3 separate regions of the Homo sapiens genome follow, and all the other regions are linked to region 3. Evidence: chromatin contacts called from ENCODE Hi-C or POLR2A ChIA-PET data. All regions are on one chromosome and are shown on one strand. Each heading gives the region's core, a stretch centred on a gene start or an enhancer-like site at or near the end of the contact. The rest is flanking DNA. Distances are from core to core; before and after follow the strand shown.

Region 1 (2,700 bases), core at 97-2,596, 720 kb before region 3:
TGCAGTGGTATGAACATGGATCACTGCAGCATCAACCTCTTGGGCTCAAGCAATGCTCCCAATTCTGCCTTGCACCACCAGTCCAGGCTAATTTTTTAAATTTTTTATTTTGTAGAGACAGGGTCCTGCTGTGTTGCCCAGGCTGGTCTCGAACTCCTGGACATAAGTGGTCTTCCTGCCTCAGCCTCCCAAAGTGCTGGGATTACAGGTATAAGCCCCCATGTCTGACTAAAGGACAGCCCTTTCAATGAAAGATAGTGAAAGAACAAGATGTCTGTAGGGGGAAAAAAATGAACCTCAACTCTTAGCTCACAGCATACATAAAAATTAAAATGGATCACAGACCTATACATGTAATAGGTACAACTTAAAAAGTTTTAGAAGAAAATACAGTCATGCACTGCTTAATGATGGGGATACATTCTGAGAAATGTGCAATTAGACAATTTCATCATTGTGACAACATCCTAGGGTTTACTTACATAAACCTAAATGGCATAGCCTACTACTTCTAGGTACAGACCTGTACAGCATGTTACCCTACTGAATACTCTAGGCAGGTGTAACACAATGATATTTGCACATCTAAACACATCTAGAAAAGTACAGTAAAAATATGATATAGAAGATTTAAAAACGATATACCTGTCTATTGCATTTATAATACCATGAATGAAACTTGTAGGACTGGAAGCTGCTTTGAGTGAGTGAGTGGCGAGTGAATATGAAGGCCTAGGTGATTACTGTAGACTATGAACACTGTATAATGTATAAAATAATTAAAATTATTTTTTTCTTCAGTAATGAGTTAACCTTTGCTTTCTATAACTTTTTCACTTTATACACTTTAAAATTTTTAAAAACGCCTTGACTCTTTTATAACAGTTTAAAATATGAACACATTGTACAGCTATACAAAAATATTGTTTCTTTACATCTTTATAAATATTTTTCTATTTTTTTTAACGTCTTTAACTTTTGGTTAAAAATGAAAACACAGCATATACGTTAGCCTAAACCTACACAGTCAGGATCATCAGTATCACTGTCTTCCACCTCCACATCCTGTCCCACTGTAAGGTCTTTCGGAGCAGGCATCGAGTAGTCATCTCCTACGCTAACAATGCCTTCTTTTGGAATATCACCTGAAGGACCCACCTGATGCTGTTTTACAGTTACCTATTTTTTTTTAAATAAGTGAAAGTAATACACTTTAAGAAACAATGAAAAGTACAATATATAAAATAAAGAAGTAACACAGTCATGTACTATCACAATCAAGTATTATGTATCTAACTGCATGTGCTATGTTTCTACACAACCGGCAGCACAGGTTTGCTTACACCAGCATCACCAAAACATGTGAGTAATGCACTGCAGTATGACTTACAACATTTACATCACTAGGCAATATGAATTTTTCAGCTACATTATAATCTTATGGTATTGTCATATACATGGCCCACTGTTGACAGAAACTTATTATATAGCACGTGACACATAACAAATAGGAGAAAGATGTGTGACCTGGGGTACACAAACATTTCTTGGACAGTACACAAAAAAAGTGAAAACCATAAAAGGCAAGAATTGATAAATAAGACATCAAAATTAAAAACGTCTGTTCCTCAAAAGACATCACTGAGAAAATGAAAAGGCAAGCTACAGTCTGGAAGAAACCATTTGTAATACAAATATTTGGCAAACTATTTGTAACCAGAACATCCAAAGAACTCCTATAATTCAGTAAGAAGATGAACAACCGAATAATAGGTGAAATATTTGAATAGACAGGTCACAAAAGTATATGCAATGGCAAAAAGTCTGAGTGAAGACATTTCCTATCATTAGTCATAAGAGAAACGCAACTTAAAACCACAGTAACATACTCCCACACACTCGTTAGAATGACTAAAATGAAAACCACTGACCACAGCAAGCACTGGTGAGGGTGCAGAACACCTAAAATTCTCATTACATTAATGCTGAGACTGTAAAATGACACAACAGTTTTAAATTTTTGTAAAATGTAAGCATATGCTTACCATAAATCCAACAATCATACTCTTCAGTATTAATTAAAGAGAAAAGAAACAGGCCTATCAGCTTTATTCATATTAGGCAATGACTGGTATTAATCCGCATGTACGTCACCAGTGGGAGAGATTAACAAATGGTGGTATAGCTGTGCAAAGGATAATGACTTCACAATAAAAGAAATAAATGACTGAGAAATGCAACAAAGTTAACAATCTCAAAAAACATTACGCAGAATGAAAGAAGTAGATACAAGACAGTATATATTGTATGAGTTCATTTCTGTGACATTTTTAAAAAGATGAATCAAATCTTTAGTGTCTGAAAGCAGACCAATGGCTACCTAGGGCCACGTGTGGATGTACTATGGGTACAGGGAAGACTGACTGCAAAGAGGCATGGCAGAACTTTTTGAGGCAATGAGAATGTTTTATATTTTTATTGTGATGGGGGCTACATGCATATATATGTTTGTCAGAAGTCATCTAATCATATACTTAAAATGAGTTCATTTCATTATATGTAAATTATACTTAAGTTGACTAAAAAATGAAAACAACCTAAACGTTCAATGATTTGGGAAGGTTTTAATAAGTTAAAGTGTATCTACATAATTAGTAGGCAACAAGTAACATATTTTAAAATGATAAAATTGAAAATATG
Region 2 (2,700 bases), core at 108-2,607, 630 kb after region 3:
TTGGCTGACCTGGCTGACTAGGCACGTGTCCCCTTCCTCCCTCGCCTCCCGAAGCTGTGCGCTTGGTTTAAGAGGACAACCATCCCAGATAGAGGAGGACTGGTCTCCGGTCAAGGGTATAAGAGTAGCTGCACTCCCCGGCTAGAACCTTCAAACAAGCTCTCAAGGTCCATTTGTAGGAGAATGTAGGGTAGTTAAGCTTCCAAGACTCCAGACACATCCAAATGAGGTGCTGCATGTGGCACTCTGCCTTTCTTAAAAAAGGAAGAAAGAAAGAAAAAGAAAGAAAAAGAAAGAAAGAAAGAAAGAAAGAAAGAAAGAAAGAAAGAAAGAAAGACAAATGAGACTACCTCAAACTTAAAAACTTGTGTGCATCGAAAGACACAATCAACAGAGTAAAAAGGCAACCTACAAAATGGAAGAAAACGTTTGTAAATCATATATTTGGTAAGAGGTTAACATCCAAAATATTCACAATTATTTAATATATAAGTAATTTCTACAACTCAACAACAAAATATCAAATAATCCTATTTAAAAATGGGCAAAAACCTAGGCACAGTGGTGCACGCCTGTAGTCAAAAGCTACTCAAGAGGTTGAATTGGGAGGATCACTTAAGTCCAGGAATTCAAGGTGAGCCTGAGGAATATTGCAAGACCCTGTCTCTGTAAAAAAAAAGATAAATAAAATAAAAATAATAAAAAGTTTAATGAAAAAAAGAAAAAAAACTATAAAAAATGGGCAAGGGAGTTATATAGACATTTTTCCAAAGATGACATACACGTGGCCAACAGGTACATGAAAAGATACCCAACATCACTGATCATTAGAAAAATACAAATCAAAACCTCAATGAGATACCACCTAACACCCATTAGGATAGCTACTATTCCCCCCAATCCCCCACCCAAAAAAACCCCAGAAGATGGCAAATGTTGGTGGGGATGTGGAGGCATTGGAAACCCTGTGAATGGCTGGCGGGATAGCAAAATGGTGTGATTACCATGAAAAACAGCATGATGGTTTCTCACAAATTTAAAAATACCGTTACCATATGACCCAGCAACCTCACTTCTGAGTACATATCCAAAAGAAATAAAAGAAGGCTCTCGAAGAGATATTTGCAAACCAATGTTCATGACAGCATTATCCACAATAGCCAAGAGGTGGAAGCAACCCAAATATCCATCAATGAATGAATAGATAAACAAAATTTGGTATATATACATGATGGAATACTATGCAGCCTCAAAAAGGAAGAAAATCCTGTCACAAGCTATAACATAGATGAACCTTGAGGACAAATACTGTAGATTCCACCTACATGAGGTTTCTGGAGGAGTCAAACTCATAGAAACAGAAAGTGGAAGGAATGATGGTTACCTGGAGCTATGGGGAAGGGAAAAGGAGAGCTGTTGGTTAATGGGTATTGAGTTTCAGTTCTGCAAGGTGAAAGAGTTCTGGAGGTCTGTTTCACAACAAGAGTGAAACTCCGTCTCAAAAAAAAAAACATGGTTAAGATTTTAAAAATAGTCCAGTGAAACATACAATGATCCTTTCTGTTATCCATCACCCAGCTCCCAAAATCAACAGTTCAAGGTCACGATCTGAGATTACTTTAGGCAAAATCTGTGTAGAGGTAGGGATAGACTGATGACTTTTTTCATTCATTATCCTTCTGCTGGTAACTTAACCTCGAATCCTAATCTTTTTGTAACCTAATTTCTTTGTTCTTCTTTTTTGTTTCTTTTTAGACAGAGTCTTGCTCTGTCACCCAGGTTGGAGTGCAGTGGCCTGATCTCGGCTCACTGCAACCTCTGCCTCCTGGGTTCAAGAGATTCTCATGCCTCAGCCTCCTGAGTAGCTGGGATTACAGGTGCCCACCACCACGCCCGGCTAATTTTTTTGTATTTTTAGTAGAGACGGGGTTTCACCCTGTTGGCCAGGCTGGTCATGAACTCTTGACCTTGTGGTCACCTGCCTTGGCCTCCCAATGCATTGGGATTACAGGCATGAGCCACCACGCCTGGCCACAACTCACCCGGCTAATTTTTGTATTTTTATTTTATTTTATTTTATTTTTTGAGACAGAGTCTTGCTCTGTCACCCAGGCTGGAGTGCAGTGGCATGATCTCAGCTCACTGCAACCTCCACCTCCCAGGTTCAGGAGATTCTCATGCCTCAGCCTCCTGAGTAGCTGGTATTACAGGTGCCCGCCACCACGCTTGGCCAATTTTGGTATTTTTAGTAGAGACCGGGTCTCACCATGCTGGCCAGGCTGGTCTCAAACTCCTGACCTCAGGTGATCCACCTGCCTTGGCCTCCCGAAGTGCTGGGATTACAGGATTACAGGCCTGGCCCCTTTTTGTAACCTAATTTGTGAAGTGACATCATACTCAAGGGAAGGGAGTTACATAAGGGTGGGAATCTCAGCAGGAGAAGATCACTGAGGGCCACCCCAGAGGTTGCCCACCACACTATGGGACTATTATTTGAAAGCTGTAGCTTTAGCACTTACGCTTAGCATGTTTTTACCATAACTTTTATTAGGTGCTTTGAATAACCATTTCATGAGGTATTGGTCTTTCCATTTTACAGCTGACTGTATTATGTAATGTGTTCAAGTTCACAGAACAATAATCATAATTAGAACTCATACATCTCAGACTACTGTTTTTTATTTTGCAGGGTATATTTTT
Region 3 (2,700 bases), core at 183-2,682:
TGAGAGGGATTGTTGGATAATCCTACTCACCACGAATCTGGAAGAACGATGTGACACTGCATTAAATTTAACATTTCACCTTGGTAGCTATGCCAATCACTTGGTAAGTTAGTTACCATTTGAGGTTCCAAAAGTAGGTAAAAAGTGAATGAGCCAGGCTCAGTGGCCGAGGCTGAGGCAGGAGGATCACGTGAGGCCAGGAGTTTAAGACTAGCCTGGGCAACACAGCAAGACCCCATCTCTTAAAAAAAAGAATGAAACCACCCTTCAACCATTCTGGTTCTATTCATAAAAGAGTTTTGTGGGGAGGGATAGTTCCTTTTCACAGAGGGCACTGATTAAAAAGCATTGATCAATAATCAATGATTATTCATTTATTCATTTCGGACCTGGCTAGGCCTTAACGGTATTTTTTACAGGAAGTCTTTGCCACAGAGGAATTTGGCCTATGATTTCACAGCCACTGATAGGGCGTCCAGGTTGCTTGGTTTCAGTTGGGCTAGGCCATCCCAGGTGTGAATAAAAAGAAATGGTCTCAAAGTTCAGCCTAAACCCATGGGCCGTGAGGCTGCACGGGGCCATTTTCACTCCCAAGACTGGAATACTGTGTGTATGGGAGCCATTGTCCGTCATGGTCTACAGCGATTCCAGTGCCTGCAGTTGGACTGATGTTCCCAGGGTGCTCAGTGCAGTTAACATCAGCCTGTGTGCAGGGAAGCCCAGAGAGGAGGCCTGAGTTTGTGGTTTGGGGTTTTGTTTTGTTTTGTTTCATTTTGCTTTTAAGTCAGAAGAAAAATAAATCAATTTTTTAATTAAATGTTATCACTACAAGAGTGTAGTAATCTGCTTAAGACTACCTTGTGATTTCCCTCTCTCCCAAGGTTCTTAACAGTAAAAGAACATTGGTTTTTGAAGATAGAAAAGAGAGGGAGGTCTAGGTTGTGAGTTGCATGAATCCCATTTGCACATTCTTATGCCTCTGAGGTACAGAGGCGTTTGTACTTGAGGGTGGCAAGATTTAACAAATAAAAATACAGGTGCCAATATTTAATTCAAATTAAACTTGAATTTCACATAAATAATGAACAAGTTTTGGCATAAGTATATCAAATAAAAGTTTAACAAATATTTAACAAATAAAAATTTAACAAATAAAAATACGGGTGCCAATATTTAATTCAAATTAAACTTGAATTTCACATAAATAATGAACAAGTTTTGGCATAAGTATATCCCAAATACTGCATGGCATCGTGCAGAGTGTGTTCCAGATCTTGCAGGGGCCTGTATTTTATCTGGCAACTCTATTGTCTTTTCAAGTGAAAACTGTGTGGTTATGCAAAGGACCTTGCAAGGCGAGGGGACCAGCAATTTGCCTGCCCATGACAATCTGAAAAGGGGTAGTGAGCTCCAAGAACTGTGATAGGAGGGATAACAAAGAGGAAGACAGCTCAACAAAATCAAACCATCTCGTCAAATACAAATAAATGTAAAAGGGAGTTTACAAAATTCTATCAGTCAAAACACACTGATAGAATTGAGTTGGCAGACAACTGAAACAACATGCAATTGACGGCTTACAATGAACAAGCCATGATTTACAGTCCAAGAGGAGCAGGATGAGGCACGATGGTGGTGGCCATGTTGATTTCCGGTGAGAAATGGAGGAAGTTAATGTTGGCCTGTGGTTTTAGAATTTGTAAAGGTTGAGCAAGCCTCCACTGTGATGACTTTACTCTCTGTGGGAAGACTGTTGCTCCATGAGAGAGGCCCTGACTCAGTGCAGAAGGGAGATGAGAAGAAGAATATAAAAGACATTAAGAAATGACAGCCCTGAGGAAGGCAATCATGACATCCAACCTACAAATCCTCTGAAAACTTAAACTTGCCTTCCCCGGCCAGGACGCAGGCCAATGTATATTCACACACATCAGGGGTTTCCCTGATTTCTAAGTCCCTGAAGAGGCTCGGTGGTGTTCTCAGTTCTAGGTGTGATTTGACAAATTTCTAATGAGAAAATTATACATGAAAGTGTTATTTTTGACCATAAGCAGTGGTTTATGCCTGTATTCCCAGTGCTTTGGGAGGCTGAGGTGGGAGGATTGCTTGAGGCTGGCCAGGAGTTCCAGACCAGACTGAGCAACAAAACCCCGTCTCTACAAAAAACTAAAAATAAAACGTGAGGTGGGGCACAGTGGCTCATGCCTGTAGTCCCAGCACTTTGGGAGGCTGAGGCAGGTGGACTGTTTGAGCCCAGGAGCTCAAGACCAGCCTGGGCAACATAGTGAGACCCCCACCTCTAAAAAAAATAATAATACAAAAATCAGCTTGGCATAGTGGTGCATGCCTCTAGTCCCAGCTACTTGGGAGGCTGAGGTGGGAGGATCACTCGAGCCGGGAAGGTCAAGGCTGCAGTGAGCCAAGATCACACCACTGCACTCCAGCCTGAGACACAGAGCAAGACCCTATCTCAAAAATAAAATAAAATAAAAATTAGCCAGGCATGATGGTACATGCTGAGGAGGCTGAGACTGGAGGATCACTTGTGGCCAGGAATTGGAGGCTGCAGTAAGCTGTGATCGTGCCACTGCACTCTAGCCTGGGCAACAGAGTGAGACCCTGTCTCTTTAAAAAAAAAAGCGTTATTTTAAAAAAAGCTCTTGCACCTCAGTTTTTATTATTTGCAAATCCCTACTTCAC

Evidence for each region. Hi-C counts contacts between places; a loop is a spot of excess contacts on that map. ChIA-PET counts read pairs that join two places held with the same protein, here RNA polymerase II (POLR2A). Pooled maps may share reads with other maps.
Region 1: a map of natural killer cell shows a loop between it and region 3 (5-fold over the local background). The contact joins two enhancer-like sites. A Hi-C loop is called at or near these places in 1 of 168 maps with a recorded cell type or tissue (natural killer cell), 3 of 37 single-sample maps with no recorded cell type and 9 of 50 pooled maps. POLR2A ChIA-PET finds 5 or more read pairs at or near these places in 1 of 52 experiments (OCI-LY7).
Region 2: a loop to region 3 is called in a pooled map, with 6 times the contacts of the local background. The contact joins two enhancer-like sites. A Hi-C loop is called at or near these places in 2 of 37 single-sample maps with no recorded cell type and 4 of 50 pooled maps. POLR2A ChIA-PET finds 5 or more read pairs at or near these places in 1 of 52 experiments (activated T-cell).

The regions. Positions count from the first base shown.
Region 1 is chr1:243,594,650-243,597,349 of GRCh38, forward strand. The region is part of intron 8 of AKT3 (AKT serine/threonine kinase 3); the gene reads right to left. Among named protein-coding and RNA genes, the nearest start is that of AKT3-IT1, 200 kb to the right of the region's middle. Within about 2 kb of position 1,347, at least 4 of the 41 ENCODE cell types and tissues checked have a DNase peak (open chromatin) inside an H3K27ac peak, as active enhancers do; they include natural killer cell, where a contact is called at or near this core.
Region 2 is chr1:244,943,959-244,946,658 of GRCh38, forward strand. It overlaps the pseudogene RN7SKP55. Among named protein-coding and RNA genes, the nearest start is that of DRC8, 24 kb to the right of the region's middle. Within about 2 kb of position 1,358, at least 3 of the 41 ENCODE cell types and tissues checked have a DNase peak (open chromatin) inside an H3K27ac peak, as active enhancers do.
Region 3 is chr1:244,318,104-244,320,803 of GRCh38, forward strand. All of the region lies in intron 1 of LOC105373262 (a long non-coding RNA gene), which reads right to left. Among named protein-coding and RNA genes, the nearest start is that of SPMIP3, 33 kb to the right of the region's middle. RefSeq lists an enhancer at 1,429-1,838. Within about 2 kb of position 1,433, at least 9 of the 41 ENCODE cell types and tissues checked have a DNase peak (open chromatin) inside an H3K27ac peak, as active enhancers do; they include natural killer cell, where a contact is called at or near this core.